2 separate regions of the Homo sapiens genome follow, and region 2 is linked to region 1. A link is a loop called in an ENCODE intact Hi-C map of the cell type or tissue named here. Cell type or tissue: heart left ventricle. All regions are shown on one strand. Links, peaks and the distances in the headings refer to the core of each region. The heading gives the core; the rest is flanking DNA.

The links. A loop is a pair of places that touch in the nucleus more often than their neighbours do. Peaks named below come from ENCODE experiments on the same cell type or tissue, not always from the same donor. Only the 100,000 strongest peaks of a DNase experiment are listed, where the experiment ranks them.
Region 2: a loop joins it to region 1, with 1.9 times the contacts of the local background. A loop is called at or near these places in 1 of 110 quality-filtered maps.

Annotation. Positions count from the first base shown.
Region 1 is chr7:92,071,692-92,077,076 of GRCh38, reverse strand. AKAP9 (A-kinase anchoring protein 9) reads right to left here. Exons shown (of 50, transcript NM_005751.5): 29 at 70-222. Among named protein-coding and RNA genes, the nearest start is that of CYP51A1, 60 kb to the left of the region's middle. In heart left ventricle, for the core only: no CTCF peak of the experiment used is centred there; no DNase peak of the experiment used is centred there.
Region 2 is chr7:92,023,235-92,028,619 of GRCh38, reverse strand. All of the region lies in intron 14 of AKAP9 (A-kinase anchoring protein 9), which reads right to left. Among named protein-coding and RNA genes, the nearest start is that of AKAP9, 85 kb to the right of the region's middle. In heart left ventricle, for the core only: no CTCF peak of the experiment used is centred there; a DNase peak (open chromatin) is centred at 1,949.

The DNA.
Region 1 (5,385 bases), core at 145-5,144:
TAATAATAAAGCAATATAGGACTGAAACTATGACTTATTTACAGATAAAAGTTTTTCTTAACTAATTACCTTAAATAATTTGTTTTCCTGTTCAAGTTCTTGTAGGCGGGTAGTAGATTCCTTTTTCTGTATTTCTAATTGCATATGTAATTGTTGAACTTCTTCATTCTTATTTTCCAGTTCTTCTCTAAACTGTTCTAATTGCTCTTCTAAGTTTGTAATCTTTAATAACAAAATTATCAAAAGAGAAAAAATGTTTATACAAACGTTTATCAAGATAAAATGAAGAGTGCTATATTAGCTTTACAAAGTATGCATGCTTAAAACATGAGTCATAAGAATAAAGGAATGTGGTTTTTCTAAGCCAGGTATAATCTGTGTTACCTGTGTGGTTCCTAGACATGCTCAAACTGGCCATCCTTAAACTATCCTACACAAAGCAGAGAGGAAACCTCCTGAGGAAGGATAAAAGGAGCCATTTCCTACCTTAGTCTCTTCTCCTGAAGCAGAAAAGAGTCATAGGAGGAAGGGAAAGAGTCCACATATTAAATCTTAGTTTATGTTACATTAAGTTGCTATCAAAAGGCCTAGAAAAGTTGTAGAACTGTTTGTTTTGTTAGCCACCATATAAGACTAACTCAATTTAGTCCAAAAATATCTAATTAACTTACTAAAAGGCCTGGCTGCCATGTGGTTTGTTAAGCAGAAGGAAGCCAAGATAGAAACTAAGACCAAGAGATCCTTAGGTCTGAATTACAAAAACCTTAGAGTAAGTGAATTATACAATTCAGGAGAAAATTAGAGAGCTCCTATAGGTAGGACAACAGAAATTTATTTAATCATTTTGAGGATGGATTATGAATAATGGTAAAGCAACTGCTTTTTGATGGTTAGAGACTGAAACGAATGATGAATATTAAGAATTATTTTTATATTTGAAAATTGGTTTTGACTGAGGACAGTAACATTCATTTAGCTCACTGGTTTGTTGCTACTTAATACAAAGTGAATGAATGATTTCCAAATGTGTATTTACCTCATGATCAAAACTGCTGATCAAAAAGCAAACTAAGATGCAGGAGCATCTCTGTTATCTAAGGCAACAGAGCCTATCCTCAGCAACACTTAGTGACAAGTGGCTCAGAAAGCAGCTTATGAATCATTTACTGCCTTAGAAACTGAAAGAGGGAATCGCTGATTACACACTAACACATCACATACTGAGAACCATATCTGAACACTGGCAAATCCTTAAAAACCAGTTAGCTTAGTATTTCCTAAACAGTATCAATACTAGTAGTAACAGCCATCACTTGTAACAGTTTACCGCTAAGCACTGCACAAAGTGCTTTATATGTATTATTTCTTAAAACCCTGTTACAACTTTATAAGATCTGTTCTGAGTATCCCCATTTTAGAGATGAGGATGGACGTCACAGAGAGGAGTAATTTGCTTTCAGGCCACATGGCGAGTATGTGGAGAAGCCAGCTTTTGAACCTGAGGAGTTTATCTCTGAATCTTCCACTCTAAACTATCACTTATCCTGCTTCTAATAACTAATGTCTAAGACTTACACTTAAAATTTTTTCTGTAACACTGGTTATTAAACTCAGTAGACACTGAAATACATTTAATGACTGAACATAAATAATTACCAGGTTGCTGAAAACTGCAATGATTATATCTTCTTCAAAGTGATTTAACATAGTATTTACAACTATCCCTACATTTCTGTAACTACTTTGATGACAAGGTATTATTTTAAAATCAACACATAAATAGTTATTTAAGTTCAAATTGCTGCCCTATCTCATACGAAATTTCCTTTTTTTATACAACAGTTTATGATCAATTTCTTAACTTTGTGACATGAAGCCTTGCTATTCAGTGTGGTCTCGAGAGCAGTAGAGTTGGCATCATGTGGGAGCATGCTGGGTGTGCAAAATGCCATGTCACACCCCACACTTGTGTTTTATTTTTTTTTTAATTTTTGACTCATTTTATTGTTTTACAGTAATCAGATAGGAAATGAACTCTATTATATATTCCTTTTTAATCTTTTTTAAAAAATTATACTTTTCTGGGATACATGTGCAGAATGCATAGGTTTATTACACAGGTACACACGTGCCATTGTAGTTTGCTGCACCCATCAATCCGTCATCTACATTAGGTGTTTCTCCCAATGCTATCCCTCCTGTACCCCTCACCCCCTAAAAGGCCCTGGTTTGTGATGTTTCCCTCCCTGTGTCCATGTGTTCTCATTGTTCAGCTTCCACTTATGAGTGAGAACATGTGGTGTTTGGTTTTCTATCCTTGTGATAGTTTGCTGAGAATGATGGTTTCCAGCTTCATCCGTGTCCCTGCAAAGGACATGAACTCATCCTTTTTTGTGGCTTCATAGTATTCCATGGTGTATATGTGCCACATTTTCTTTATCCAGTTTATCATTAATGGACATTTGGGTTGGTTCCAAGTCTTTGCTATTGTGAATAGTGCTGCAATAAACCTATGTGTGCATGTATCTTTATAGTAGAATGATTTATAATCCTTTGGGTATATACCCAGTAATGGGATTGCTGGGTCAAAAGGTATTTCTGGTTCTAGATCCTTGAGGAATCGCCACACTGTCTTCCATAATGGTTGAACTAATTTACACTCCCATCAACAGTGTAAAGGTGTTCCTATTTCTCCACATCCTCTCCAGCATCTGTTGTTTCCTCTTTAATGATTACCTTTCTAACTGGCATGAGATGGTATCTCATTGTGGTTTTGGTTTGCACTTCTCTGATGACCAGTGATGATGAGCTTTTCTTCGTATGTTTTTTGGCCATATAAATGTCTTCTTTTGAGAAGTGTCTGTTCGTATCCTTTGCCCACTTTTTGATGGGGTTGTTTTTTCTTGTAAATTTGTTTAAGTTCTTTGTAGATTCTGGATATTAGCCCTTTGTCAGATGGATAGATTGCAAAAATTTTCTCCCATTCTGTAGGTTGCCTGCTCATTCTGATGATAGTTTCTTTTGCTGTGCAGAAGCTCTTTCATTTAATTAGATGCCATTTGTCAATTTTGGCTTTTGTTGCCATTGCTTTTGGTGTTTTAGACATGAAGTCCTTGCCCATGCCTATGTCCTGAATGGTATTGCCTAGGTTTTCTTCTAGGGTTTTTATGGTTTTAGGTCTTAGTCTTTAATCCATCTTGAGTTAATTTTTGTGTAAGACTTGTGTTTTAACAAGATCCCTGGGTGATTTGCATGTGCATTAAAGTTTGAAATGCACTGGTCTAAAGCACTAACTTTCCTATTCTAAGTAGCTGAAGTTCAGGCATCATATCAGACACTTCAATTCCCCCAAATGACACTATGGGACATTCTTTCCTCTTATTCAGTCAGGCTCTAGTTTAGTACTAGGCTCTCTTCTTATTGAGCCTGTAACCACCTACAACCAGAAGAACATTATTAAGATTTAAAAACAAAGGCTGGTAAATATTTGTTTTAATCTTGTTTAATTTATCTAATAATTGAAATTAATGTTTGGATTAATTTGCATCTATTTTTGTTTTCTTTTTTTTTTGAGATGGAGTCTCACTCTGTTGCCCACGCTAGAGTGCAGTGGCGTGATCTTGGCTCACTGCAAGCTCTGCCTCCCGGGTTCACAGCATTCTCCTGCCTCAGCCTCCCGAGTAGCTGGGACTACAGGCGCCCGCCACCACACCCGGCTAATTTTTTTTTTTTTTTTGTATTTTTAGTAGAGATGGGGTTTCACCATGTTAGCCAGGATGGTCTCGCTCTCCTGACCTAGTAATCCACCCACCTCGGCCTCCCAAAGTGTTGGGATTACAGGCGTGAGTCACCACGCCTGGCCTGTTTCCTTTTTTAAAAAGTGTTTTTATCTCTTTCAAATGTACATATGTCTCCTTAATTACACAGTAGATTCCTTGACGTCCACCGCTAGTTTTACATTTGGGTACTGGTGCTACAGGTGCATTAAGAGCTCACTAAATGTTGAATGGCAGTCTTTAACACTTCTCACCAACAAGACAAAATGGGCCCCAATGCTTTGGCAGTATAGTATCACAAGGGCTTCAGACTCACAGAAATCTGAGAGGAACTCCTTTTCAACCACTTAAGGTGTGACCATGATCAAGTTATTTAACTTCCCTTAAGGCTCAGTTTACACATCTGTAAAATGGGGATAACAGAGTCTGTCCTCGGGAAGAAAGTGTTAACGGTAAAAGGGCATTTAAATACTTAGTACTGTCTAATTAGATAGGCCTCAACAAAACTATTATTATTTATTATTGCTAACTCTAAGCTAGATCTCATTAGCTCTACAGAGAGCTAAAACCTATGGAACGTATCTTTTTCTAAAATCCTTCTATTCCTTTCCCCATTTTCTACCTCCTCCTATAATTCTAAAACTCCTTTCTTTTAGAGTTCTCTTTTTATTCATCCTGCATTTCTAAATTTCTAATAAGCTTAAAAAATGTTTTATACAAATTTAGGCTCTGAGAGAAAAGTATCTCAAATACCATGATACATAGGGACATCTTATATTTATACTCCATCAGATATCTGAAAGCATTTGCCTAGTTTCTGGGGAAAAAATGCTTAAGAAGTTATTTTCAATAAAATACATTTTAATTCTATGTTCCTGCCTCTCAGTCTCCAGTTATGGTAGGTGAATGGGTTTTGATAAAGTACTTGTTACTGTTATTAGGGTCAGCTGTCAGTTTAACCTCTTACTCATTTACCGTTTCTCTCCTTATCTATAAAAAACATCAGTCAGTTGACAGATGCCCTCTAAAGTTTCTCATAGTTTTGAACAACTATGATTCTGAGTAAAAGGTAGACAGTTATTAGATACTTAATTCAAGATAGCAGTGCTATATTATATTCAGAAGATAATAAAAATATAAAATCAGTAAGGTTAATCAATTATCCACAGTCAACTATCATTGCTTTGGGTCCAGTTGAGAAGGTCTGTCTTTTTAGGCAACATATAAATTACTTTACTCAGTTTAAGGGAAATCTTTAAATGTTAGCTCTTTGAAACACAGAAATAGTTACATATAAACAAAAATGCTCCCCACCTCCAATAAAAAAAATCAAAAGTCAAAATAAATAAGAGCCTCTCAGGTAAACATTACTCAGTATTATGTGATAGTGAGAAAATAATCCTTCTCATGGAAATGATTTCAACTACAGTCACTTACATAGATGCCTTTTTTCTCCTCTAATCTACAGGTTTTCTGAACTATAGTTTTAGCTGATATCTAAATCATTCTTATATTTTTCAAAGCAGCTTAAGTTCATAACTATTTGTTAAAATATAGTAAGTCTTCTCAGAATATTAGAGACAAAAATGTAATTTTAAAAATTTTAAAC
Region 2 (5,385 bases), core at 56-5,055, 48 kb after region 1:
TTCAAATGTTATTGGCCGTTTAGGTTTTTCCTGCTGTGAACTGCCTTCTCATGTTCTATGACCATCCCATGCTTCTAAAAACTCATTCCCTTGTCTTTCTTCTCTGCCCTTTCCTGCTTTTTCTTTATTACTATTTTGTCTCTGTTTTCCTCATTGTCCCTTGTATATACTGCTCTGATCCTTGGCTTTATGTCCTGGATCTTACTTTCACAGCCTAGAAAATCCTCCTGATTATCTATCCGGTCATTATGATCTAAACTCCAAAAAGTACTACTTAGTCCACAATGACTTCATTCTTTTTTTTTTTTTTTTTTTTTTTTTTTTAGTATTTATTGATCATTCTTGGGTGTTTCTCAGAGAGGGGGATGTGGCAGGGTCATAGGATAATAGTGGAGAGAAGGTCAGCAGATAAACACGTGAACAAAGGTCTCTGGTTTTCCTAGGCAGAGGACCCTGCGGCCTTCCGCAGTGTTTGTGTCCCTGGGTACTTGAGATTAGGGAGTGGTGATGACTCTTAACGAGCATGCTGTCTTCAAGCATCTGTTTAACAAAGCACATCTTGCACCACCCTTAATCCATTTAACCCTGAGTTGACACAGCACATGTTTCAGAGAGCACGGGGTTGGGGGTAAGGTTATAGATTAACAGCATCCCAAGGCAGAAGAATTTTTCTTAGTACAGAACAAAATGGAGTCTCCTATGTCTACTTCTTTCTACACAGACACAGTAACAATCTGATCTCTCTTTCTTTTCCCCATATTTCCCCCTTTTCTTTTCAACAAAACCGCCATCGTCATTATGGCCTGTTCTCAATGGTTGCTGTCTCTTCGGAGCTGTTGGGTACACCTGCAGAAAGGCTGTCACTTCACACTTGGAAGATTGCACAGCGGCCAGGCAGAGGCGCTCCTCACATCCCAGACGGGGCGGCCAGGCAGAGGCGCTCCTCACATCCCAGACGGGGCGGCCAGGCAGAGGCGCTCCTCACATCCCAGACGGGGCGGCCAGGCAGAGGCGCTCCTCACTTCCCAGACGGGGCAGCCGGGCAGAGGTGCTCCTCACCTCCCAGACGGTGCAGCCGGGCAGAGGCGTTCCTCACCTCCCAGACGAAGGGCGGCTGGGCAGAGGGGCTCCTCACCTCCCAGACGATGGGCGGCCGGGCAGAGGCTCTCCTCACTTCCCAGACAGGGCGGCCGGGCAGAGGCGCTCCTCACTTTCCAGACAGGGCGGCCGGGCAGAGGCGCTCCTCACATCCCAGACGAGGCGGCCGGGCAGAGGCGCTCCTCACTTCCTAGACGGGGTGGCGGCCGGGCAGAGGTGCTCCTCACATCCCAGACGGGGCGGCTGGGCAGAAGTGCTCCTCACTTCCCAGACGATGGGCAGCCGGGCAGAGGCGCTCACCTCCCAGACGCGGCAGCCGGGCAGAGGCACTCCTCACTTCCCAGACGGGGCAGCTGGGCAGAGGCGCTCCTCACTTCCTAGATGGGGCGGCCAGGCAGAGATGCTCCTCACTTCCTAGATGGGGTGGCAGCCGGGCAGAGAAGCTCCTCACCTCCCAGACGGGGCGGCCGGGCAGAGACGCTCCTCACATCCCAGACAGGGCAGCCGGGCAGAGGCGCTCCCCACATCCCAGACAATGGGCGGCCGGGCAGAGGCGCTCCCCACATCCCAGACAGGGCGGCCGGGCAGAGGCGCTCCCCACATCCCAGACGATGGGCGGCCAGGCAGAGATGCTCCTCACTTCCTAGACGGCGTGGCGGCCGGGCAGAGGCACTCCTCACTTCCCAGACGGGGCGGCCGGGCAGAGGGGCTCCTCACATCCCAGATGATGGGCGGCCAGGCAGAGATGCTCCTCACTTCCTAGACGGGGTGGTGGCCGGGCAGAGGCTGTAATCTCAGCACTTTGGGAGGCCAAGGCAGGCGGCTGGGAGGTGGAGGTTGTAGCGAGCTGAGATCACGCCACGCACTCCAGCCTGGGCAACATTGAGCACTGAGTGAGCGAGACTCCGTCTGCAATCCCAGCACCTCGGGAGGCCGAGGCGGGCAGATCACTCGAGGTCAGGAGCTGGAGACCAGCCCAGCCAACATGGCGAAACCCCATCTCCACCAAAAACACAAAAACCAGTCAGGCGTGGCGGCGCGTGACTGCAATCCCAGGCACTAGGCAGGCCGAGGCAGGAGAATCACGGGAGCCCGAGGCAGGGAGGTTGCAGCGAGCCGAGATCACGGCAGTACAGTCCAGCCTCGGCAACAGAGGGAGACCGTGGAAAGAGAGAGAAGAGAGAAGAGAGGGAGAGGGAGAGGGAGAGGGAGAGCGACTTCATTCTTTAAGCTTTACAGTATTTGAAAGTGTTTATTACTCCAAACTGAAAAAAACAGTCTGGCGTAAACTTAATTCATTGTTCCCCTCTTGCAATTAAGCTCCTACTATCTGCAACCCCTGTTGATTTTCCTATTTATATGATGTACCTTCATTTTCCATATTCCCTAGGCTCAAGCAACACAGAGTTATCTTTGTTTTTTCCCCTCTGCTTTGTTTCCAACATTCCTTCCATTGCAATGTCTAAATATTCATCCTTCATTTCCATTTTGCTGTTATTACTCTAATAGGCAGTATTACAGATGTGCAGTGAAAAACGCCACAAAGACATGGGTTTAAATTCCAGCATTTTAGTTATATCACTATGTTATATTCCCCAACCATTACCTTCGAAAAATTATTTTGCAAGTAATTATTATTTCAGTGATTACACTGAAGTCCCTGGAAGGAAACAGCCACTTTACATAAACATCTAATTCTACCTCCAGGGTATCTAGCTAAGGCTCTTCTCAGTTACTGTTTCATTTAATCCTCACAATCTTAAGGGTAATTATTATTATCCCTATTACTATTTAGAAATGTTTAAATAATCTGTCCAAGATCATATAGCCAGTAAAAGGTCAAATCAGGGTCAAATGCAGATCCGTCTGACTAAAACCCATGATCTTTCCAACCTTAGTGTTTCTCTTAGAGGTTTCTAGTATGAAATCACCAAATATTTGTTAAAAGAATGATTCAATTATTTTTCTTAACTATTTCAAGTCTACCCACAGGGAACAGTATACTCTATTCAAAATGTGTTACAGTCATGTCCAAAATATGTGATGCTATTTACACAAAATAATTTTGACTCATTACTATTAGTAAGAATGAGGACGGTGGTGAGTAAAACTCTTTTTGGTAGGGGTGCAGGGAGCAAACGAATGATTTTCATTCAAAGGCCTTGTCAACACATTTCCATGGAGTATTATAGAAACTCTGAGAGAGGGTGGTGAGCTTGCAGAAGCCCAAATGCAGGAATAACAATGTAAGCCTATGTTTCCAGAAGCCTCTCTTTTCTTCATGCTTTGGACAGAAAGCATCACTAATTAAAGGAAGACTGCTTGAAATACTGTTTATTAGAAAGTTCTTCCTAATTACCTATTTTGTTTCATATCAGAAAGCAGTGGTTTCCAAATGTCAATCTATGGGTTCCGTGCCTCTGAATTATATTGTTAAAAACACAAATTTCCAAGTTCCATCTCAAAGCTATTGAGTATGACTCTCCAAATTATAATTCAGTGATCTTTCATTGTAAGTAATTAAAAAAATTATATTAAAGTTCAAAAACCTCCACTATTTCTGATGTATGGTCATGTTTAGAAACCACCAATCTCAAAGAAAATGGAAGCTTTATAAGGCTAAAGCAAATAATTCCAAAGCCCATATGTAGGTTTCAAATAAAAAAGAGTAACGACTAGTTCCAAACAAGCAGACATTCAGTATTTCGTCCACTATACAAAAAAACTGTGTTGAGGTTTTACTAGCAAGTGTCTAGGAAGACATCCGCGCTACAATAGCAGAGCCAGCCACAGTTAGAAGAAATCTCTGAGGGTTTTATAGAGCTAGTTATATACTATAGCATACTTCCCAACTAAATTATAAACTGTTCATTCATTAAACAAATAATTTATTGAGTACCTATTATGTGCAGGGAATTATCTTAGGTGTTTGTGATATATCACTGACCTAAATGGAAAAAGAGCCCCACCCTTATAAAGCTTAAAGTCTTTCACCAGAGACGAACAATAAACAAAATAAAAATGAATCTACCCCCTCCAAATTTACACATATTTGGTTATATATATAATATATATATATATACACACACACATAATATATATATATTTTTTAGGCAGAGTCTTGCTCTGTCATCCAGGCTGGAGTGCAGTGGTGCAAATTCAGCTCACTGCAACCTCCGCTTCCTATGTTCAAGTGATTCTCGTGCCTCAGCCTCCTGAGTAGCTGGGATTACAGGTGCATGCCACCATGCCCGGCTAATTTTTATATTTTTAGTAGAGATGGAGGTTTGCCATATTGGCCAGGCTGGTCTCGAACTCCTAACCTCAGGTAATCTGCCTGCCTCAGCTTCCCAAAATGCTGGAATTACAGGCATGAGCCACCACGACCAGCCTAGTTATATATATGATATATATTATATAAAATGTGCATAATGTATACATACATATAAATAGACAATATTAAGTAATATAGAAAAAATAAAGTAGAGAAATAGGAATCAGCATTCTAGGAGACAATTTTAATTTACACAGAATGGTTAAGAAAAGCCTCACGAGAACATGACACTTGAGTAATGATCCAAAGAAGGTGAGGGTGTTGGCCAGGCATGTATCTGGAGGAAGACCATTCTAGGTAGAAGGAACAGCCAATGAGAAGTCCCTAAAGCAGAAGCATACTGATAATGCTTGTTTAAGGACCCCAAGATGCTGTCACCAGTATCTTGGGGTCAGAAGACAGTGACAGACAAGTCAGTAGGAGATTAAAAATCAGAAAAGTAATGGGTACTCATCATGTAGGACAGAAGAGCTTTGGAATGATACAATCTATTTTAAATTTTAAAAGCAAGATTCTGGCACCTGCTTTAACTGTGTTGAGAACAGACTTTAGGGGGGAGTTAGGGTAATCCAGTTGAGACAAAAGGATGGCAGAGACCAGCAAGGTTTTAAGGAGTGGTACAGTTTGGATATATTTTTGAAGGTGGAGAAAATAGGACGTCTTGATAGACTAGAAGAGAGGTATAAGAGAAAGAGGAGTAACGACAGATGGATATAGCTGCAGAAGGAGCAAATTTTGAGAAGAGCCAGAGTTCTACTTTGGACGTGGTGAATTTGAACATGAGACAACAAAGTGGAGGAAACCCTGCCATGACTGGAATGATCCTACCTTATATTCCTTAAGTATTCACCATATCAAAGTAGCAAAGACTAGGTACAGAATAAACTGCAAATATGTGCACACTGCCGATTTAATTAAGCAGATTAACAACAACCAACATCTTTATAATGTAA